3 separate regions of the Homo sapiens genome follow, and regions 2 and 3 are each linked to region 1. Evidence: chromatin loops called from intact Hi-C (ENCODE). Cell type or tissue: dorsolateral prefrontal cortex. All regions are shown on one strand. Links, peaks and the distances in the headings refer to the core of each region. The heading gives the core; the rest is flanking DNA.

The links. Peaks named below come from ENCODE experiments on the same cell type or tissue, not always from the same donor. Only the 100,000 strongest peaks of a DNase experiment are listed, where the experiment ranks them.
Region 2: it touches region 1 in a loop (9-fold over the local background); 2 of 110 quality-filtered maps call a loop at or near these places.
Region 3: it touches region 1 in a loop (4-fold over the local background); 19 of 110 quality-filtered maps call a loop at or near these places.

The regions. Positions count from the first base shown.
Region 1 is chr7:155,376,466-155,384,332 of GRCh38, forward strand. It overlaps LINC03010 (long intergenic non-protein coding RNA 3010), which reads left to right and starts at 5,611. Exons shown (of 3, transcript NR_147174.1): 1 at 5,611-5,850. RefSeq lists enhancers at 1,621-2,121, 4,857-5,668, 5,669-6,480. In dorsolateral prefrontal cortex, for the core only: CTCF peaks have their summits at 3,837 and 4,040; DNase peaks (open chromatin) are centred at 3,846, 5,007 and 5,606; H3K4me3 peaks cover 1,319 bases; H3K27me3 peaks cover 4,000 bases.
Region 2 is chr7:155,824,518-155,832,384 of GRCh38, forward strand. No RefSeq gene overlaps it. Among named protein-coding and RNA genes, the nearest start is that of SHH, 16 kb to the left of the region's middle. In dorsolateral prefrontal cortex, for the core only: no CTCF peak of the experiment used is centred there; no DNase peak of the experiment used is centred there; H3K27me3 peaks cover 1,263 bases.
Region 3 is chr7:155,530,815-155,538,681 of GRCh38, forward strand. All of the region lies in intron 2 of CNPY1 (canopy FGF signaling regulator 1), which reads right to left. Among named protein-coding and RNA genes, the nearest start is that of CNPY1, 12 kb to the right of the region's middle. In dorsolateral prefrontal cortex, for the core only: a CTCF peak has its summit at 3,209 (motif pointing left); no DNase peak of the experiment used is centred there; H3K4me3 peaks cover 1,329 bases; H3K27me3 peaks cover 2,924 bases.

The DNA.
Region 1 (7,867 bases), core at 1,900-5,899:
TTGAGCATCATGTTTTAAACTGTCTGCAATTTGATTTACTGGAAATACACCTCTACAGAGAAGGTGTAGTCTTTCCTGGTTCCATTCCCAATAGTATGAGGGTTATGTGTGAAGTTATTTGCATTTGTGTTCTCTGTCATTTTCAAATCACGGAATTTAAGAAGTATGTATAAATAGATTAAGTGCACAATAATACAACAAACCTAAAAGAGTTGGCAAATTAAACCTTGAAATTCTTTACAAAATTCCATATCTTATAAAGGACAACCATTAAGGGGACTTTGGTGTCAATATTTTCTGTAATGCAAGCCCTTTAATACTTTTCCACCACAACCTAAATTTGTCTGTAATCAAGCTACTGAGATAGGAATGCTGCATTCTCATTTTCCTCCTCCTATAAGCCTCTGTACCAAAACATTCAAAGGCCAGGCATTTACTTTTTATTTATACATATTAAAAATTTCTTCCAGGAGTGAAGTTTCCAAACACAACGTGTCTGGACAGGAAGCAAATGTTGTTTTAGGGGAAAGTTCTAATAACCCCATTTATGCAAGCACATTAGAGCAGAAAGAATCATTTCTGTTAGTTAACATTTTTGAGCCAGAAAATTAAAAACAAATATTTAACTTCCCAATTTGGAATTCAGGCTGGCATTGACGTCTAAACTTTGACAATGCATACTCAATGAATTAAACACAATCTCTACTAGCCAAATAAAACTGCCTTCATGTGGCTCAAAATAAGTTTGAATAAACTGAAAGATAAATAAAATGCACGGGGGACACCCAGGAAGAGAGCTGATGTGTGTGAGCTTGGCCAAAAGACGGCTTTTGGACTCTGCTCAACTCAGGGGTTTTATGACACCTAATAAAGCTATACTTAGAGAAGACAAATATTCAATAAATATGAGCACATACTTACAAACATATGTACTGTTTTCACTTTTCTTCTTCCAAACCTACTTTTACAGCAGTTTATTATTGGATATGAATTTCCCCTTCTCCATTTCTCATCACAAATTAGGTGGGCTCCTAAAGCGTCCCATTTCTCCCTTTAGATTTGGGGCCCCCCAGCTGATAAAGGAGTTGTGATTGCAGGTGGATTTGATCTGATTTCCCCTGAACAGGCTGGCGGTGGGAAGCAGGCATTGGAGTCCCACGGCTCACTGGACTGCAGCAGCGAGCCCTTCACGGTTGCAAAGGAAGGAAATTCCTAGCGGGGCAACTCTTCAGCGTCCGCCCCACAGACCTAGCACGATGTCCTTTTCTGTCTCAAGATACATCTGGCTGGGCTTCCCTAAAACCGGGCTTAGTTGGACTCCTTGGACCTGGGGATGAATTCTTGCCAACTATCTCCAAATATTTCCCCTACACCATGCCAGTGCAATTCATGTCTCCAAACCCCCTCTCCTCCACAAAAACGAAACAAAACAAAACCCCAGGTCCAGGAGCTCAGGCCCAGGCCGGATCCAAGACGCGGCAGCCAGGCAGCCCCGCCGCGAGCCTGTGCGGGCTTGAGCCGGCTTGGCCCCCGGAAGCCCCAGCCCCGCGCTCGGCAGCGTGCGCCCAGCGCCCAGAAGAAGCAGCTCCAGGCGGCCGCGCTCCCCGTCCCGCCGCGGTGCGGTCGGATGCCCAGCTCGCGTCCAGACCCGCGGGATGCAGACCCGGATCAGTCAGGCTTGAGGGCTGCTCCGCATAGACCAACGTCCGGGGAAGGCACACAGTGGCCGAGGGCCCGCGCGCTTGGGCTACGGCTGTGATGGTATCTGCGCTGCTTGCGCCTTGGGGATGGGAGGCCGCCTTTGCTGACTGAAGGGCCTGAAGAGGAGGCTTCTGGGGTCCCTGTAGCCTCACCCTGGATTCACAAAATCAAACACTATCTCCTTTCCCCTTCACCACCCCCACCCCACGAATACACATGGTGAAGAGAGGTTCACTTCTGTTCCTGTTGCTGAGTTTCAGCTATGCCCCTCGGCCTCGGAGGATGGCTCACCTTTACTGTGAATTTCTAGCTGAAAGAACAATGCTGAGAACAGGGATAACAAGAGGACCTCTCTAACAAATGCATCTGCTAGTTACAAAAGGGCTGGGAAGAACGGCTCAGGGACATTCCTCCCAGACCCAAGGAAAGGGAATGGAGACACATTTTGATGTTTTCTACATACTTGGTCAACTTGCAGCTACTATAGAACCCGCTCCCCACGGCCAGCTCTTCCTCCTGTTTTAGGGAGAATTTTGTTCAACATTCTACATTCTAGGGACCCTTCCTCATCAGATTAAGTGCAGAGTTACAGCAAAATAAGTCAGAGGAGAAGGATGGGGTAGAGATGGAGCGGAAGCTGGCGCTGGAGCCACTGTGTCCTGCCGGCTGCACCTGCACTCAATCTCAGGTACCATGCTGGACAGTGGGGAAAACAAAAACCTGGAGAACAGCCCAGAAAACTCCGCCAAGGTTTTATAGCTTAAAGATGGGGAGAGGAGGAGGCAGGAAGGGTTGGGCTCTGCAGGCCTTTAGAACGATCGGAGGTCTAATGAAAATAAATACCTTGTAAACATGTGGGTACCAAGTAACCAGAAGAGAGCTTAGACCAAGAAGGTCGGGGGGTCTTTTCCCACCTGTGAGAAAATAAGAGATCCTGGAGCTCTGCAGCCTTAGCAATGAACTGGATTACTGATTAGTGTTTAGAGGCACCCATGCATGAGTTGGCAAACCAAGCCATTGAAATGTGGAATCAGCAGGATCTGGCTTTTTGAATGTCCATTACTTCTCATGTACATGCATATCTATGTTAAATATGGAAAAGAAGAAAAAATTTAAAAGAGAAACAGAACCCTGCTTTACCAGATTAATCAAAATGGAATGATAGATTCTTGAGTTTGAAATAACCCCCGCCCCAGGAATTCTCCAGCGTCTCTGCAAGAAGCTCTCAGACAGACAGCAGTTAAACAAGGTCGGCAAAACCGACTCTCAGATTCAACAAACTGCTCTTTCTGTTTCTGCAACAGGAAGAAAACATTCCACGAGCTGATGGAAGCCCTCACAGACATACATCTGTTATGGCTTTCCCAGAATCCTGACCCCTGGACAATTCTTTTGGGAACACCCTTCTCTATCTAAGGAAAATGACATTCCTAAACCCTGCCCTGCCACCTCACATATGCAGAGTCTGAAAGGGAAGCCAAAACCCCTTGGTCATCCTCACTCTCAGCCCTCTGCCCAAAAGGGGGAACTTTGATCAAATGCAACTTTCTTCTCCTTTGGCCCCAAGCTTCTGTGCCCTCAGTTCACACTCACCCAGAATGCAAAAGCATTTGGATTCAGTGCTGTCCCCTCTGGCTTTCTGTCTGTCATTTGGCCTGGAAAGGACGGTCAGAAATGCCATGGACAGTTACAATTCGACTCAGTAACTTCCACATGGCTCATGAATGTCCTTGGCCACCCGGGAACTGCAGCCCTCTGCCCCCCAAGTTAATTGCTAAATGATTTGCAAACTTAAACAATTATACATTCTCTCTTGACTTGCCCCGAAGAAATCATGTTAATTTATGACACACTCACATGATCCTGATTAACAAACCTAGACTAAATTTGCATGTGGCAAAATGCAATACAGATATATATTTTAAAAAATAATATAAGCAGGTTTTTGCCAACTCTTTTCTCCCACGGTTTAATGACCTACCATCCTGGTTCATACGTTTTTTAACACCTGACTTTGGATATTTTTTTAAAATGAATCGATTTGTAGTCATTGCCTGGCTGCCTGTGGGGAAGGAGCTCCTGCCGTTGGCAGACACCTCTGCAGCCAGGCGTGGGGTGTCCTTCCATCAAAGCAACGCCAGGGGGCAAGAAGCGTTAACAAAGCCCGGGACGCTCCGCACTCTCCCTTTATCTACCCGTGTGTGCGTGTCACACTTTCCAGGGCGAAATGTCATTTTGCAAGGTTATACATTTCCAATTCCTCATAGAGCCTTATCGCTCATCATTTACCTCTTGGGCACAAACAAACAGCCTCTTTAAATAAAGCCAGGGAAGGGAAGCATATACCTTTGTACAATTAAAAATAGCACAAGAATGCCAAAATGTATTGGACCTTGCTGTTAATCCGACTTACCTGGCTGACACTCTGGCCTAATCCTATTTTCTCCTCGCATTAGAATGACTCTACAAGGCTACGTTTTGTTCTTCGGGAGCACAGTTTACCTGGCCAGTGGGCTGAGGATCAGAGAAGCCTCACCACCTAAGGTGGGGAGAGGGGCTGCAGACTGCCCAGCCTGGCCCCAGCCTGCTGGAGGTCCCAGTGCAGAGCCTGCTTGGCGAGACAGAAAGCAAACGAAATCACTCAAGGGAAACTTCGCTGGAGACAAAACACATTCAATTTCCTGAGGATTCTGCTTTCTCTCAGGAATTATTTGCTTTTGCCGAGGCACATTAAACAAATTAAACACTAAAAATGGAAGCTCCTTTGCTTCCTGGCTCAGAAAATAGTTTTTTTTTTAAAGGATATAGTACGAACAGTAATACAAATGAAAGAAAACAGTAACACTCTAGCTCTTTAAAATAAACTCATGTGGGCACCTAAAGTCCTTTTTGGCAAATTCTTATCTTGTGGGGCAGTGCAGACAATGGGAGCTTGTGCTAAACGGCTGCTGTCACTCTGCTGACATTCCAGGAAGCTTCCACGCAGCTACTTGGGCATCTTTTCACACCTTCACCTTCCAAACCGCAGTCCCTGGTGATCCTGACTTTTGCAGCCTGGCTCTGGGTCCACACGGGGCTGGAGAAGGGGATTCGGTCTGAATGGGTTCGTGGAGGGTGGGGCAGGGGGCTGAGCTGAGGAACGCGCTGGCGAGGGAGTCAGATACTGTTACTTCGTATTTTAGGAATGTATTTCTCCTGCACACCCCTCCCTCCCCTGCCCACCCCCCTCTCCCAGTATCATTGCTCTTTGAAATGTCATGAACTTGGCGCTTTCAGACCAAACCGCCGGGCTCAGGCCCGAGACAATGGGATTGTCAGAGGGCCAGCGCGGAGCTTTTTCTGCGTGTTCACGGAGCGTTAAGCCTTTATCCCACAGAACGGCTCTGTCTGACCGGGTCAGACAAAAGCCAACTTGCATCTTCCGCTCCGAGGGGATCTGGGCAGAGCCCGGGTACAGCCCTGCGCGGCCCCAGGGAGAGGGGGGAGAGGGCGCGTGTCCCCAGCCCTGCCAAGTGGCGTGGGGAGCGCGAGGCCCTCCTCGGTCAGAGCCACCAACTCTGGTCTCCGTGGACATCCCCCTTCCCCCGCCCGCTCCCGAGGCTCTAGGGCGGCCTCCTGGCCGCTGCCTTCTCGCACCCAGGGTCTTCGGCCTGGGCTCCACACCTCAGGCCCCTCAAGTAATCGGCCTCTTGGTGGCCGGGCACTGCCTTTCCGGCTGCTCTCTGCACCCGTCTGCCCCTCCGGCCTCCCCTGGCGGCTACAGGCGTCCGGGGCCCTCGCTCCCCAGCTCCAGGCGTCCCGGGAGCCAGGCGCGCAGCGGGGCGAGTTCTCGTGTCCGTGTGAGCGCGGGCGTGTGTATGCGTGCGCGTGCACGAGCGTGAGTGTGCGTGAGCGTGAGTTTGAGTGTGCATGCGGGTGTGAATGTGTACATGTACACGAATGTGAGTGTGAGTGTGCATGAGCGTGAGCGTGCGTGTGCGTGCGAGTGTGCACGAGCGTGACTGTGAGTGTGCGTGCGTGGAAGCGCGGCGGGGAGCCTGGCTGAAGGCCTGCTGCCTGCATGGCTGTCAGAGAAAAACAGAAGTGGGAGCCTGCTGCGGGCTCCGAGAGGACTTGATGGGAGCCCTGGCGCGCGCTGGGCACCGCGCGGTGAGTGTCGGGGGTGGGGGCCGCGGGTCTCCAGCAGCCCCTGCCCTGTGCGGACCGCCGCCCCGAGGGTCCCTGCTTGCGGGTCCGGGGCTGGGCGTGCCTGGCTCCCCCTTGCCCCCTGCTCCACCGGCAGGATTCAAGGGACGAGAGCTCTGGGCTGCGGAGAGTTGCCCTGGCTGGCCCCGTCCTGCAGCAAAGGGCGGGCGGCGCGAGTGGAGTGTGCGGGGCAGGCTGGGCGGCAGAGGGAGCCCAGGGGAGCCCATGGCATGGCACCGCCAGTGTGGGCTTATGAGGAGGTGCAGGCCGGGACCTCAGGCTGTGGGCAGGACCGCAGGCAGCGGCTGGCAGGCTCCAGGCAGGCTCTGGAGGACCCGGGATTTAGGTATTTATGCAGTGAGAAGGCAGGGGTTTGGGTGTTCTTTCTCCCCTCTTCCTCCTTGGAATTCAATTTCTTCGAAGGGCAGGGGGCAGGCCGGGAGGGAGGGACAGAGAAAGAGGCCGCGAGCCACAAATGCCGCCCCCCATCTGTTCAGTAGGGCTCACTTCCTGAGGCAGGGGTCCCTAGCACAGGGTCTGGGGAAGGCAAGGTGGGGGGTATAGGCTACCCAGATAAGGAGGGACTTGCTAGGTAGTGGCCCTGGGTCTTGAGGGGCTGGTTCCATCCCGATTGGTCCCCTGGTGCCTGGAGGGCTGTGGAGGGTCCCAGGCCTAGAGTTGGGGGCTGAGTGGGAGGACGGGCCTCACAACCTGGGATTTCTTTCCAGCTTCTGGGTCTGGATCTGGGCCTCCAGTCCCCAGCTGTGAAGCAGGAAGGGAGGGAGGGAGCCTTTCTGAGACCCTCCAGCCTCTACCCTGCAGGAAGAGGTGGATGTAACCTTGAGCATAACCTTGAGCAAGTCTTCCCAGCTTTTTAGGCCTCCACTTCCTCACCTGTAAAAGGAGCTGATGGGGGTAGACCATGTCGAATGTTACTTCTGGCTGAAACATTTTTTGTTGTGTTTTGTTTTAATTTGTGCAGAGTTGGACCTACTCTCTCATGGTGCAAATTTATTTCATTTCAGTTTCCGAGGCCAGGCATAGAATCCCTGTATATTCCCAGGGACAGTGACGCCTTATGCAGAGGATGGGCAACATAGAAAATAACCCTACCTGGGGGCACAGACAACTTATTCTTTAAAATGACCAAATGAAGCTAAATTGAAACAAAATTTTTTTTAAGTGAAATGAAACCAGTGATGCTGAGACTGAGTTGGCAGGCTGGGGAGGAAGACCTGGAAGCGTGTGTGGGCTCTCTGGGGAGTGCTCCTGGCTGGGTGCGGTCTCGGGTGGCCAGGCTGGGCAGAGGCGTTTCAGGATTTGATGGGAATCTTTGGCCTTGAGCTGTCTCCCCTACCTGCAAAGGCCAAGGCCTTCCCTCCACTGGCTGAAGTTGGTTGGGCTCTGCCCATCCATCCGAGCCTGCAAATTACTCACGGGGGGCTGCTAGTGCTGCCTGTGCAGGCTGGGGCCAGATGGGAACACTTTGTGGGGGCTGGCCAGCCTGGGACAGCAAGCAGCTGCTAGATTATTCCAACCCCTTTCTGTGTTCTTCACACCAGCAGGGGCTGGGGAGGCCGAGAGCCACAGCACAGCTTCAGAGAGGCCCCTTGGAGGTGTTCACAAACCCCCTGCTTCCCAGGAGGGGCACCCAGGTGTAGTTCCAGCCTAGCCTCTTTTCCCACGCCCGCCTTCTCTGGGGGGTGTCTCTGGGGGGTGTCTGGTCTGCGGAGCAGGGTCCAGACTTGCTTGTCTCCACGCTTCTCAACGCCTCCCCTCCACTGCCTCCTGCCTGGCTTCTCAGCAGCGGTGGGTGCTGGAGGTGGACTGGGTCATCTCCCCAGCCTCCCCAGCCTCCCCAGTCCTGCTCACCTGTTGGGGAATCACTGCCTGATTGTCACTTTACCCCTCTGCATCAGCTTCCCGGCATTGCCTTAGCGAAGTGCCACAAACCGGGGGGCCTACACAACAGGAATGTGTT
Region 2 (7,867 bases), core at 1,395-5,394, 450 kb after region 1:
CTGACATATTTATACCCTAGTTTTGTTTTATTTTGTTTTGTTTTGCTTGGTGGAGAAGCCATGGGGTTAGGAGGTGACGGAGTGGCTGGGAGAGCCTTTGTATCAGATTGGTTAAGAAGGCCGATCTACGGTTCCCAACATTCTACCACCAAGGGCTAGGAGAGTCATCTCCCTCCCGGAAACACACGTCAATGGGCTTGGACGCAATTTCAAGGCTGCATGCCAACGTGATCACGTGGCATTTTGATTCAGCTATTAAGGAAGAAGTAAGTATAAAGACTTCAGATACCTTAGGCAACAGTTCCATAAAGGAGGCAGTAAAACACGTAATTAGGCAAATCAAATAAGGCACGGCAACAGCTTTCAAATATTTAGTCACATATCATTTCCCATTAATTTACTGTGGGCTTAAATGAGGTCTGCATTTTTATAATCCCCTGTAAAGCTCAGAGGCATGGCAGAAGCGTGTGCTTTTAAACACGACTTCCTCACGCCGCAAGGTGTTATGACAATGATGGGATCATTTCATTTGGTGGAAGGGGAAGAACAAGGATGGGATCTTTCAAGGACAGCCCTGGAAAATCCAGGGGTTGCATCAACGTTCTCTTAACTTCAGGTTTGCAGAGCTGCATCCAGAGGAATCCTTGAAGCATTATGGTCTTTTGGTAGCTTAGTCCCTTTCAGTTATGACAGTTTTTCCCAAACCTGCTGTGACGTGACAACTAATCCATCAGTCACCTTTCTTTGTAGAAATAATCAATTCTAATCAGTAATTGCTTTTGGGCAATAGTTCAATCCTGCTGTCATCTCTTGGCTTCCAGCATCATCACATCATCTGAGCAGCTCTAAGGGCAAGAATACATTTCACTGTGACGATATCCAAGCCCAGACAGTATTTTTTCCTGGGCTTAACCATTAGGTTAATACACAGTGCATGTTTCCACACTTTATTCTCAATCCCCCTGGTACAGGAAGGAAGTGTGCTGGGAGTCTGTGTCTTCAGAATGTCAGACATCTGAGTCCCTGAAATGAGTCGTCTTTCTGAGTTTCCAGAGACACGTTTGGTGGCAGGTAGACACACCCTGGGATGATTGAAGTGATTTTTGGGGGAATATTCTGTAAGGTCTTGCACTCAGCACAAGAGGAAAGATTGATTGAGAAGAAAAGGCATTAGGTCAGAGGTGAACCAAGAATCTTATGCAGAGTTTTCAAACCTAAACCCGTATCTACATGGCTAAGCAGCACACTGGAAGGGAAAAAGCCAGCACAAATAGGCGTGGACGCGAGGGGCAGTCTTTGCAAGGACGTGGTCCCTCCCTTTCCTTCCCTGCCTTCACTTGGCTTCCACTCTCTCTTAGAACTGGGCTGCTCTGGAGCCGGGTGCGCTGGCTCATACCTGAAATCCCAGCACTTTGGGAGGTCGAGGCGGGAAGATCACAAGGTCAAGAGATCGAGACCATCTTGGCCAACATGGTGAAACCCCGTCTCCACTAAAAATACAAAAATTAGCTGGGTGTGGTAGCACACATCTGTAGTCCCAGCTACTCAAGACGCTGAGGCAGGAGAATGGCTTGAACCTGGGAGTCGGAGGTTGCAGTGAGCTGAGATTGCTCCACTGCACTCCAGTCTGGCGACAGAGCAAGACTTCGTCTCAAAAAACACAAAAACAAAAACAAAAAAAAAGAACTGGGCTGCTCTGTCCTTCTCTCATCTCAGTGTGTTATCCGGATAGGTCTGGGCTGCTGTATTCCTGAACTACGGAGTTTTCTGTGGTCTCATTTGGTTTTACGATTTCTCAAATTGGAGGTCGAAATATCTTGTATGTCTTATGTACTCAATAATACAGTCCTTAAGAAGTTTAATTAAAATGAGGGATATCTGTTCTTGACTGTTGTCTTAGGTTTGGAATCTCTGTAAGGAATAATGGAAAATTAATGCCATCAGGGCTTTGGAGAGCTGCTTTAAATCAGGTATGACTACCACAGGCTCCTTAGGGATGCCTCACATTGTGGCAGTTTTCCTGACTTTTTCCTTTTTTCTCTCTTTTAAGGTAGGGAAAGAAAAAAATTTCTTCTTCTTTTTTTTTTTTTAAATAGGAAAAACCAAGGCATTTGCTCTGAGTACAAAGGTTTTTAAGATATTTGTTATGAAGGAATAAAAGTCCTATTAAAATATTTATAAATTGAAACAACCTCAGAAGCCACACACACAATTAGGCCTTTCAGCCTCTATTCCAAAAACCAGATAAATCATCATTCAGAGAGCAAAGAGGAAAATCAAAACAAAAACAAAGTGCTCAGAAGCCGACCATGAAACAGGGAACAGAATGTGGTCTAGAAAATGCTCCTTGTCTCTGAGCAGGGCAGAGTCCGCAGACATCCCAGGAAATCTTTGAGTTTCTGACTCATCAAAAAAAAAAAAAAAAAAAAACCCAACCAAACAAAAAAACCCCCCAAAAACAACCAGAAAAGGAAAAGGAAAAGGAAAAGTGTGTATGGTATCATCTCAGGAGGCCGTCATCAAAACTTAGAAGTAAAATGCAAGCCAGGAATCGGATCCAACCCTCTAATGTTCTGGACGAGGAAACCGAAGCTTCTCTAATGCAGGTGCCTCGCTCATGTCAAGGGTTGAGGAGGTTGCGTGGGCAGAACTAGAAAACAGACCCTGACCCTCAATCACAGTGTGAGGTCTCCGTCCACTTGGGCTTCTCTGGTGGGTTCAAAGTCCCGCCCATGAACCAGCCCTAAAATTCAAGGGACCGTGCACCCCGGTATTTTCCAGAGGCCGGAGACATCCGGAAGAAGCGTGTTCTCTGGTTCATGTACCATCATTTATTCCTACTTCCGTTTATTTCACAAGCATTTAGTCAGCTCCTATTGTCTAAGACCATTCCCAGACTGTCTTTTGGTCGAAATGTAACACCCAGTCCTGTGGTTTAAGTAACTCAAGGCAGCGAGTCCTGTCATGAACCACACCAAAGGGGCTCTGAGTCCCTGGAGAGGAAAGCACGGAGTTTTCACACTTGCTTCTGTGCCTCAGGGGTCGTGTGCATTTCTTGGCTGGGGTGCCGTGCACCGTGCAGTGGGCACAAACCTGGAGACCACACCCATCTGTGGCACTGTTGGGATCTCCAGTTCCTCCTGGCAGAGGACTTTCTGTTTTGGCTTCTGTTTGTTTCTGACACAGAGTCCTGGGCAGAGCCATGTTTCTTTTTTGCTTTTTGGAGTGAAAGGTTAGCATTTTCCCATCCCCTTGTCAGTCCCTTCCCTGTGATAGAAGCCCTTCCATGTTCAGGGTGAGAGTGAGGTCCCTGCCTCAAATGAGCAGAGGCCAAGTCAACCCCTTGGGTTGTTGCAATGACAGTTCACAAGCTTAAGGATCTGGCTTAAGTTTTTTTTTTTTTTTTTGTAGTCACCAGAGGATATCTCTTTATTTCCTTTCCAGGTACGTATTAATTGACATGTTACCCATCATCTCTTGTTTGTGCAGGAGAGATGTGGTCCCGGCTTAGCTCAGTCTGCCATATTGTTGCACCTGGGTCTCTGTTGATTTCATTTTCAAGCAGCTCTCTATTTAGTGGCAGAGACGGCTCTTGGCAGCACCTGGCTCTGGGGTCTTTGGCATCCCTAGTAATTTCCCTAAGAGGCTTGGATTTGGCCTTCTTGGTTCACGTGCTTCCTCTGGGCCGGTTACTGTGTGCACAGTTTGGGGTTCTCGCTCTTCTGGCTGGGGCAGAGTGCTTCTCCAGGAGGAGACTTCCAGTGGAAAGCCCTGCCAGGTGGGCACAAAGTCCACAGAGAGACTTTGTAACCAGAAGAAGGAGGTGACAATGTGGACAGGCTGCCACGCTTTGCTTCATTTATTCAACATTGTGGTTATTTTGACTTATCAAGACTGCATAACCACTGTGGAGAACAGTATAGGGTTTCTTGAAAATCCAAAATTTGATCTACCATATGATCCAGTGGTACTAATCTGTTCTCACATTGCTATAAAGAACTACCTGAGCCAGGCACAGTGGCTCACACCTGTAATCCCAGCACTTTGGGAGGCTGAGGCGGGTGGATCACAAGGTCAGGAGATCGAGACCATCCTGGCCAACATGGTGAAACCCCATCTCTACTAAAAAAATGCAAAAATTAGCTGGGCGTGGTGGTGTGTGCCTGTAATCCCAGCTACTCGGGAGGCTGAGGCAACAGAATCGCTTGAACCAGGGAATTGGAAGGTTGCAGTGAGCCGAGATTGCGCCACTGCACTCCAGCCTGGCCACAGAGCGAGACTCTGTCTCAAAAAAAAAAAAAAAAAAACCCAAAAAACAAACAAACCACTATCTGAGACTGGGGAATGTGTACAGAAAAGAGGTTTAATTGGCTCATGGTTCCACAGGCTGTACAGGAAGCCTAGCTGGAGAGGCCTCAGGAAACTTACAATCATGGCGGAAGGCAAAGGGGAAGGAGGCACTTCTTCCATGGCTGGAGAAGGAGGAAGAGAGCAAAGGGGGAGGTGCTATGCACGTTTAAACAACGAGACCCTGTGAGCACTCATTCACTATCATGAGAACAGAAAAGGGGAGCTCCACCCCCATGATCCAATCAGCTCCCACCAGGCCCCTCTTCCAACATTAGTAATTACAAGTAGACGTGAGATTGGGGCAGGGACACAAATCGAAATCATATCACCAGTCATTCCACTCCTGGGCATGTACCCAAAGGAAATGCCATCAATGCCCTCAAGAGCTGTCCACACCCATGTCCACTGCAACACTGTCCACAATAGCCAAGGTTTGGAATCACCCTAAGTGTCCACTGGTGGATGAATGGATAAAGAAAATGCAGTGTATGTGCACAATGGAGTACTATTCAGCCATAAAAAGCAGTGAAATCCTCTCATTTGCAGCAACGTGGATGGAACTGGTGAACATTATACTAAGTGAAATAAATAAGTCAGACACAGAAAGTCAAATATACATGATTTCACCTCTATGTGAAATCTAAGAAAACATGGAACTCATAGTATCAGAGAGTAGAATGGTGGTTACTGGGGGCTGGGGCCTGTAGAATGGTGGTTACTGGGGGCTGGGGGCTGGGGGAATGGGGCGCTGTTACTCAGAAGGTACAAAGTTTCAGTTATCATTGGAGGGTCAACGGGGAGCAGGGTGACTATAGTCGGTAATAAAGTATATCTGAAATTTGCAAAGACGGTAGATCTCAAGTGTTCTTAAGACAGGAAAATGGAAAGCGTGTGAGCTATTGGATGTGTTAGTCAGCTTGATTGTCATGGCCATTTCGCAGTGTGTACTTATACAAAAGACCATGTTGCACGCACTAAATACCTATGATTTTTATATTTCAGTCTTTCCTCCATAAAGCTGGAACACAGAGTGCCCACATGAAGCCTTCAGCACAGAGCCTTGCCTTGCACCCCAAGTCACTCCCGCACCTGGAGCACATGCCAGGCCAGGTGCCAGCAGGTGCACACCCCAGGGCTGCCCAAAGGCCGTCCCCTCCTTCCAGTGAGAAGGGGCCCACTCTCTCTTTCTCTCTGGTGGGCCTCCCCTTCTGACGCCAGTAACTGACTCGTCTCCTGGGCTAGTGCTGGAGGTGGCCTCCTTCCCAGAAGAGCTGAGAGATGCAAGGGAAGCCGGGTCCACGGGGTCCTACCCCGTCCAATGATGACCTAAGCTGTGCAGTCAGGCAGACAGATGCCTTAATGGGGCCCCAGCGCAGTCAGCAGCCGCACCTGGCACGTCCTCTGGGGATGTGGCACTTGGAAAGGAGTGACTCGTAGGAGGATGGGTAAAACACCACCCACTGTGCGTGCCAGGGGAGGAGTCCAAGGCCCTGGATCAGTGAGGCTCTCACCCAGTCCAGCCCTGCACGTCCTCCTTGGGAGGGGTGGGCAAGGGGGACGTGACCTCTGGCATCAATGTATCCACGTGCCTTACAGCAACAGCTCCATCACCACACCCTGCTGGCTGCCCTGTGCTGCCATTTCTGGGCCTCACTGATGCTAAGTTGGAGGATAGTCAGGGAGAGGCCACGTTTGCCAAGTGAAATTGGGAATTACATGAGCGGGACCAAAATCTGGAATTCTCTCTCTCTCTCTCTCTCTGTCTTTTTTTTTTTTTTTTTTTGAGATAGATAGGGTCTTAGTCTGTCATCCAGACTGGAGGGCAGGGTATGATCTTGACTCATGGCACCCCTGACCACCTGGGCTCCAGCCATCCTCCCACCTCAGCCTCCCAGGTAGCTGGAACTACAGGCACGTGCCTGGTTAATTAGGTGGCAGGCTAATTTTTGTGTTTTTTTAGAGGTGAGGTTTTGCCATGTTGCCCAGGCTGTAAATCTGGAATTCTCAGTCAAGGTGGAGGACCTGAGAGAGCTGGGGACATTTGGGAGGGAGGAGTGGGCTGAGCGTGCAGGGGGCAGACAGGGATGGGGTAAGAGGCGGACCCCGGCAGTGAAGTCAGGTTCCGAGGCGAAGGAGCCATCCCGAAATTACCCAGATGAGAAATCTTGTTTCCGAAGCGCCTCTGCGTTCCGGGCACCAAGGGAGAGTGAGTTCTGACCGGGTTGTCGGGGGGTCAGGGACTCTGCCCTCAGCCACTTTGGCTGCTGGTTCTGCCGAGCCACTGCCCGAACAGCACCCCGGATGCACCCGAGGAGGTGAGGCTCTGCGGACCGGGTGCCCTGTGAGTGACAGGGGAGAGGCCCCTGAGGTTTGCACAGTGCCTGTCACTTCTCAAAGCACCTCCTTCGTTCTGGCAATTTAGTGAGGGAGGCTGGGCAGCCGGGGCTGTCCATTTTATAGAGGAGGACACCAAGCCTCAGGGAGGGAGAGGGAAGCCGGTGGAGCCGGGCAGAAGCCTGTGGAGCTGGGTAGAGGCCGGCGGGTTTCCCAGCAGCGGTCTTCTGCATCTTCTGGCTGAGTCCTCCGCTGTCAGGAGACCCCGGCCTGGGCCAGGAGGTCCGATTCTGGGATGCGAACGTGGTGGGGCTGTTGCCATAGATACCGATGTGGTCACCAGCCTGAAACCCTTGAGCCACGGAGAGATCAGACGGTGGTCCCCACTCCTCAGCCTGGAGCCTGGCAGAGACGCTCAAGGAAGAGGGTGGGCTGACCGCGCACGCCTCTCCTTTCTTCATATCCTGCGCGGCTCGGGCGCTGTGCAGGAGGCCTGTGCTCAGCGAGGAGAGAGACAGAGAGTGCAGTGGGAGGAGCGCGGGGTCGGGGGGCTCTGCTTCCCACGGTGCGCCTGGGAGCCTCTTTGCCTCTTGGGGCCTCAGTTTTTCCAAATGTAAAACCAGGGCAGCCCTTCAAGCCCCTGGCCAGTGACACACAGAGACGAGTAGATAAGGACACCAGGGCAGACTGTTCCGAAAGCGGTGAGCCGGCCATTTCAGCGCTGGTTCTGCATGGACTTTCCTCCTATGGAGGCTGGAATCAGCTGGTGCAATCCTTACAATTCTGGTGGGAAAATTCCATCAGGCCTTCTGCAAACACACAAACTGTTTACCCTCACACACCCCATCTCTGCAGGGGCCTCGTGTACTCAGAACGCACCAGTAACCCCCACTTGGACGCTGCTTGCTCTGGAAACATTTCTAACTTGGTTATCTGGCTGCAAACCTCCAGCAGTTTCAGAAATAAAATGACAGAAAGGGGAGGGATTCTTAGAGGTTGACTTCATGAAGGGAAGAGATCGAAAAATGATACAAGCTGGGCGAAGGGACTCCTGGCCAGCAGGCTGGGGACACCCGACCATTCAGGGTGCTCAGCTCGCTCCTGCCTTCAGTCCCGCCAGACTTTGCGATTGTGTAAAGCAAGGAACAGGCACGTGAGGAAGGCAGCTTTGTCCAAAGCGGGC
Region 3 (7,867 bases), core at 1,395-5,394, 150 kb after region 1:
CAGCGTCCCTGGCCTCCACCCACTGCATACCAGGAGCCTCTCCTCCCCTCCAGTTGTGAAAACCAGGAATGTCTCCAGCCACTGCCAAATGTCCCTTGGGGAACAAAACCATCCCCAGTTGAGAACCACTGGCATAGAACCTAGGTCCAAAAGTAGAAACTTGGGCTCAGTCATTCTCCTGGGACGAAGGCTGTCTGCTCTCCAGTCTGATGGTCTCCCTGCCTTGGCCTTCCGCATAGTTTTGTTCAGGTGGAGCCCTTTGTGCAGTTTGTCTTGACATCCTTGGCTATAAACTGAGCACAGAACCAATCTGACTGTCCCCAGACACAACCCGCCTAGTTCCCACAGGCATGCGTGCCCTGCGTCCTCAGGCCCCAGCTGAGAGCCGGTGCTGCAAACGGTGTGACCACTCACTCTCTCCTCTAGCTGTTCACAGGCTTCTCATTCCAGAAAGCCTTTTTTGAAAGGAAAATTTGGGCTCACACTATGCCAAAATTCTTGACAAGTAATTGCCTTCCGTGCTAAATGTTGATGTTTTTAGAAACTGAGATTCAAGAAATAGAATCTAAATAACATGTAGGTAATTAGGCTAGCCACGACATTTAAGTTTGAGAGGCTTCGACAACTAATTTAGAAGTTTTAAAACAGTGTCTGGATGGCGCAGTCTGGTGTTGGACGCCGCCAAGCCTTCAACCGGCTGGTCCTGACTTATAGGCTGCTCAAAGTGGGTCCTTCTCTTCCTCTCTCTGCAGCTTAGGATATCGGCACTTCCCTGTCAGATGGGGTTGTGCCCACAGAGACACAGCCAGCGTTCAGAGAGGGGATAATTCCTTATTTGTACTTCTGTTTCCTAAGAGCAGCCCTGTTGACCCTTTGGGAGCTTTCTCTGCATTCAGCTTCACACAATCACACCAGGCAGACAGCAAACAGGGAATCCCAGCAAGAATGTCAGGCCCAATGGGTGCCGGCCTAAGAGAGAGCCTGGGCAGAGCTCCAGGGCGGTGCCTCAGAAGTGGAGAAAAGGCTCGTTTTGCTTCACCAGTTCCCCAGAGCCACCTAAGCCCTGAGCCTCTGGCCACTGTCAGCCCGGAAGCAACAGCAAGAAGCCCCGAGCAAGATGAGTGGCCCTCACTGTGCGCACTGTCACTCCCCCTGCGTGGATCAGGTTAAAGTGTGAGAACCGGATCAACCTGGATTCCAGACTGACAGCTTGAGCAAATAAAGCAAGATATGCGTCAGCATCTGCTCAAACTAATACATAAGATTTTGCAGAGATCAATGTCTAGGAGGATACTTCATAAGTTAAAATGATACTAACATTTAGAGAGGAAATATTGGTTCTGAAAATTCAGCGTGATTGGTTTTATAGCTGATTGATGACAAAGCTAGCTTCGTGGGTTCTGCTCACAGAAGAGAGCTGTGTCTCTGTGTGTCCCTGCAGGCTCTGTGTCTTCCTGTAGGTCACTGCCTTTCCCAACTGTTCTTAAACAGCCTTCTCCAGCTCTTTAGAAGGAGGACCCCAGATGGGCCCGGGGCCGTGGCTCACGCTTGTACTCCCAGCACTTTGGGAGGCCGAGGCGGGCGGATCACAAGGTCAGGAGATCAAGACCATCTCGGCTAACATGGTGAAACCCGTCTCTACTAAAAATACAAAAAATTAGCCGGGCACGGTGGTGGGCGCCTGTAGTCCCAGCTACTCGGGAGGCTGAGGCAGGAGAATGGCGTGAACCCGGGAGGCGGAGCTTGCAGTGAGCCGAGATCGCGCCACTGCACTCCAGCCTGGGCGAGAGTGCGAGACTCCGTCTCAAAAATAGAGGGAGGACCCCAGATGATCCACTGCTATATTTTATGGTTCCTACCACCTCCTCCTAAAATAGGTTGCTGAGAATTTTTTTTTTCAATCAAATCCAACTGAAAAGAATTTGAATTTTAAAATCCCATAATACCTCTACAATATCTTCCCATATTATTACAATGGAAAAACTGCCTCGCTCATGGAGTTCGGTCTGCAACACACAGACCGAACTTGTGTGCTTGTGCCTCGCCGTCTCCTGGCTATGCGTGTTGGGAGTCCCTGGGAACCATGACGGATAAAGTTCATCTCATCAGTCAGGAAAATTCATGCCCTCACACACCACCCGTCTGAGTCTACAGTCAGAAAACAAAACGTGCTCATTTCTCCTTTACCGCTATTAACAACCAAAAGAATCCCAAATCGATACCCACTCAACGTCCTTCTAACAGGTGCAAGCTCTGCACATCGCTAGAGGATCTTCTATTGCAGTTAGAGTAACCAAGCATACGCCGTACAGTGACAACATCTGCGTGGCTCACACCACACAGGCAGCCGCAGAAACAGCGCCTCCCAAACGGCGCGGCCTCGCTCACCCTCAAAACCCACTCCGCGCCCGACGGGAACGGCTGGAGGGAGGAAAGAGCCAGGCACCTCTCGTTCGGGGTCTGACATTGTCACCTGGCAGATAAGTGAGTCTGCTCGGATGTGCCGGCTCGGAACATGCCCGTTCGTCAAAGAGGGAGGGGAAACAAAACGAGCTTGTGCCTCATTCCCGGTGGCTCTCCACGCAAAGTTAACGTTTGTTTACTCTAAGCATATGCCCAGGTGAGGCCTGCACAGCCACCTCGCCGCGGGTGCAGGGCGCGCCTCAGAATGACAGCGAGGTGCACGCTCCGGCCCGCGCAGAGCGGGGCCAGCTCCGCCACCCAGCGCGCGGGAAGCCCCGCAGCACCAGCAGGGCCCGTCGCTTCGCTCCGTCCCGGTCCGGCGTGAAACCCCCGAGGGGAAAAGCGGGTATCAAATGTGAATTCCACTCGTCCACAGCGCCGGGCGTTATGAAAATCTGAGCACCTTTGACCGGAGAAGCAATAGCTATGGGATTAAGGCGAATTTCTTACGGAGAGGAGAAAGATGTGCAGTTTGTAATTACCTGCTCCCTGTAGTACAGTCCGTCCTTCACGCCTGGATCTAACGGGACAAACTCTCAGCGGCTTTGCTCTCCCGGCATTGTTTCAGCACCCACCAAGAGGATTAAAAATAATCTCTTTCCCTTTTAATTTTGTGTCCCCCACATCCCCTCCTCCTCCCCACATCCCCTGGGGACAGCATAAATTTTTAATCCCTGAGGTTTGGGAGGGGGAGGGGGTGTTAACCCCTTGTTGAGGTGGCGGCCGGAGGACTGGAAGCCCGGGGGGAAAGGTCCCCCTGCTGGCCCCGCCGGGAAGAGCACTGCGTCCCCCTAGGACACTGACATGCCTGCCCTGTATGTGCACTGCAGCGGGTTAGGGGCCCCAAAACAGGTAAGCAGGAAAAGCCGCCTTTCCTTTCCCCTGACCCAGGCACAGTCTCCTGATGGCCTCAGATGCCTCCTCTGGTGCCCAGATAGGCTGCCAGCCCACGCAGCTGCTCCACGCCTTCCCTGTCTCTGCTCTGAGATAGGTGACTTTGAGCTCACACACACACACTCACACGTGCATGCACACACACACATGCACACACACGTGCACAGAGGCACACATGCACACACGTGCACACAGGCACACACACGCATGCATAGACACACATGCACGTGTACACACGTGCACAGACAAATGCACATGTGCACTTGCATGTGCACACACAGACACACACACACTCGATGCGAACACTTGCTCCTCTTCCCCCAGGTGTGAGTTTCCACCCTGGCCTGATGACGTCAGGCCTTAGCATGTGGGACTGACCGGGAAGGCGGATCAGCTGCAGGGGCTGAGGTCTCAGCCTGCTCCACTCACAGCGTCGCGGGATGGCCCACTGCACTGAGCGAGGCAGCCCTGGTGGCAGGTCCGGGCAATTCATAGAATTGGGTCCTGAACCTCCCCTACTGCCCCCACAGCAGCAAGGGGCTGGCGTGGAGACTGGAACGTAATGGGACTCCGGCCTCCGGTGAAGGCCACAGTCAGGCCACAACTAACATGCAAAGCACAGGGCTTTCTGGGCACTGAGGGAGCGGGCGCTGGGCGGCTCCTGAGCAGGAAAGACCAGGCTGGGGAGTCAGAGCTCAGCCTCTGCTCGGTGTCTGTGGACAAGAGATGCTGGAGGGCATCACCTATCTTCCTGGGAGGATGTGACTGAGGAGGTCGGCGGTTCTCTGGCTCTGGTGGGCACAGGACCCCAGCTTGGGGAAAGGGAGGTTGAGACAGCCCAGCGGTGACCTGGCTGATGTGAGAGCAGGGCTGTGTTCAGCAGAAAAGGCAGCTGGATGCACAGCACATTGCAAAGGGCACGGAGAAGGCTCCGCTCAAAAACAAACAAGTGGCAAAACACTCCTGCATCCCCAATTCCCTAATGCCAAATCCAACATTTGTGGGGCTCCTGCCTTTGCCTGGTCAGTATGCAAGCACTTGTGGGATGGACCCAGCATTGGTGCCAGGGCTTCAATCATCATGGAGTATTAATGCCAGCTGTTCCTATGTGCCCTGCCTCCAGGAAGGTGAGCTGTGCCGGACCAACAGCAGAAGCTTCAGGGGAGAGCCTTCTCAGTTTGAACACTTGGGAGAGGAGGAAGGGAGCATTTCAACTGCAGATGAATCATGATCCAGAGATGGGAGAAGCCAAGAGCTTACAGGTGCACACACTCAGGCACAATGGCAGCCGAACACACACAAGGCATAAGGATACACTCAAGAAATGTACAGAATCCACAGGAGTAAGACAGAAAAGCTTTACCAAAGGACATGAAGGAAGCCGGGAATGAACAGAGCACATATCATGAGACAGGTCCAACCAACTGCCTCCCCAAAACCCCTTCTCCCTTCCTTGCCTACACACGAGGCCTGATTTAATCCTAGAAGGCTTCAAATAGGGAGGTGACACTCAGGGCCCATCCTACCTTCCACGGGGCTGCAGAGGCTGGAAAGCAAAGCCCTACACTTCCAAGACTCATTTGCAGCTGGAGGGTTCTATGGGATCAGGGTCGTGTCATTGGATGCATTCATCTGTGATTTGGAAGGCGGTGGACGGAGAGCCAGACTTCTCACCGATTCTGCTGTTCTCTGGTAAGCATCGTCTGCTATCATCAGGATTTTCTGGAGAAGACTACAACATCTTCTCATGGGAATCAGGTATGGGGAGGGTATTGTGGTATGAAGAGGCAGGTAAATTCCTTTCCATTTAAAAGAGCTCAAGTGTTTCTGAGATTTGCAACTGGAGGCTGGCAAGTATTTTATTTGGTGCAAGGTTTGGCTGTAGGTAGTAAACCCTCCGGGATGATATTCTGGGCTGGGCTGTCCTCACCTGGCGGGGTCAGAGGCAGTGGGGATCCAGGTGCCATTTGAAATGGGATGCTGTAAATCCATGGCATGCAGTGGTGAAACAGGGACTTGCAGCATTACCTGTGGTTACCTGGAGTGAAGTCCCCAGGGAAGGGGAGGCTGTGGATGACTGATCACCCACTGCAGCAGACAGGTCCTGGGCGGGGCTGGTTATTTCTGCAGTACTGGGAGGTTAGAAAGCCTACGGGCCGCTCTGTGCTTGAGACCTATAGTCATAGGTTTCAGGAAACTTCTCAGGTCACCAAATGCATCCAGGGCCATACTGAGGTGCCTTTCTTTGTCCCATGCTACCAGGCTTCTCTCCAGTGACCAGTGACCTGCTATATGGTCACCACACTCCACTTCTTCCTCCTCCTGGACACACAGCTCGACTGTTTCCAGCCCTTCTTCCAACTAGGTGAGGACATGTGCTGGAGTCCCAGCCGTGGAACGTAGGCAGAAGCAAGGCCCCTCCCTGTTAGCCCTGCCTGTAAACATTTCCCACAGAATCCTCCATGCTCTCTCTCCCCATCCACCTGCTGGATGAACAGGACTCGGGCTTGGAGGAGGAGGAGCCACAAGACAGAAGGGCCTGGGTCCCTGAATGACCAAGTGGAGCAGAGCCCCGTGCCAACCCACACTAGACTACGACATGAGCAAGAAGTCAACTCTCAACGCTCGTGGTGATCCACACTGACACCAGGCAGTGTATGATACTTAAACTATTCTGACAAACACCATCAGTAAAGAATCATGCCAGCAATTTAAATAAAAATGAGTGATGGTGTTTCTCTTTTTAAATAAGATAAAAGAGAAATAAAATAGAAGATGGTACACAATAAAAGCCACCAAATAAATTAAAAATGTATACAACCCCCAGTCCTAGGGATGTAAGGACCAGAGCATCCATCTGTTGATGCTTCTTGCTCTTCTTTGAGAGGAAAGGAACATGAGGACTGTAAGTAAAGGAGCCGGGGCTATTTATTACTCCGCATGCTAACATCTTCTCATGTCCTCTAGATGGTTGAGAGATGAGACCCACGTGTCTCAGAAGAGCAGGTCCTTGGCCAATGAGAGTTATGGAAAGAAGAGAGAGTAGCAGCAGAGATAAAGGGGGAAGCTACCTCCCTTCCAGCCTCTCCTTCCGAGGACTCTTAAAGCACCAAAGGACACATGCATGGAGCAAAAATAGAGGATTGCATCGGTTCCTGAGGCTGCTCCAGGGCCAGTGACACCACCAGGAATGAAGCTGGACAATTCAAGGAAGGGCCACATCACAGCTTTCTGTGGAATTTTTTTTCTTTTCTTTTTTTTTTTTTTTTGAGACGGAGTTTCGCTTTTGTCGTCCAGGCTGGGGTGCAATGGTGCGATCTCAGCTCACTGCAACCTCCGCCTCCTGGATTCAAGTGATTCTCCTGCCTCAGCCTCCTGAGTAGCTGGGGCTACAGGAATGTGCCATCACACCCCGCTAATTTTTTGTATTTTTAGTAGAGATGGGGTTTCACCGTGTTGCCCAGGCTGGTCTCAAACTCCTGACCTCAGGTGATCCACCCGTCTTGGCCTCCCAAAGTGCCGGGATTACAAGCATGAGTCACTGCGTCCAGCCTCTGTTGAATATTTTATACGAAACAAAATCACGTGTCTGTGTATAGTGTTCCATCTTCTTAAGAACAATGCTACTTTTTAGAATAGGAATTTCTACATTATCATGGAATTCTTTTGATTTCTAAAAAAAAACCTTCAAAACTTTATGTTTTAAATTTAACAAGTAATATGTTTATTATAGAAAAAATTTTAACAGATAAACAAAAAAAGAAAGAAAGGAGCTCAGCAGTAATACGCAGATACAAGAACTGTGACTATTGTCTCAGTGTATTTCCTGAGGCTCCCTCCTGCAGTGAACAGACACAGACACGTAAGAGGGCATCTGTATGTGCGGGTTAATAACCTCTTTTTTGCACTTAATAATAGGAAAATACCCTTCGGATTTTTTCACATGGCAATTTACAGGTTCCTGTGAACATCATTTTCTTGCACCATCATCTTTCTCAATTGTTGCTGAAGTAATTTTCTTATTAAGGTGGCATCCATGGGCCAACAGCCCTTGCAAAACAATTTAGGGGTGATCCCTGAAACTCCTGGTTGCTAAGTGTGGCCTCCAGCCCTGCAGTCCATCTGCACACCATCCCTTCCTCTTGTGCTTGCAAGAAAATGCAAGTAAGTACTAGGGACTGTTGCCACCAACCTCATTTTCAGACACTGGGGACCCTGCAGGCTGGTCTCACTGTCTCCTGGGCTCTCCGCCTTCACCCGCGTGTGACCCTGAACTGTGGCAGATCTGGGGACCATCCACCAAAGAGCCCTCCCACCCCCCTCCTGCTAACCCCAGACTCTGCCCCTCCTCACGTGCCCAGGACAGGCCACGCCCCCACAAGGCCCTGAGCTTGGGTCTGGATTGATCTGAGGGACGTCTGCGAATGCCCCACTTGCCCCGCAGTTGGTCTAGCCACAGGCGTTAGAGGCCCTCCTGACCCATGAGATATGAGGGGGAGTTCTGGGGGCT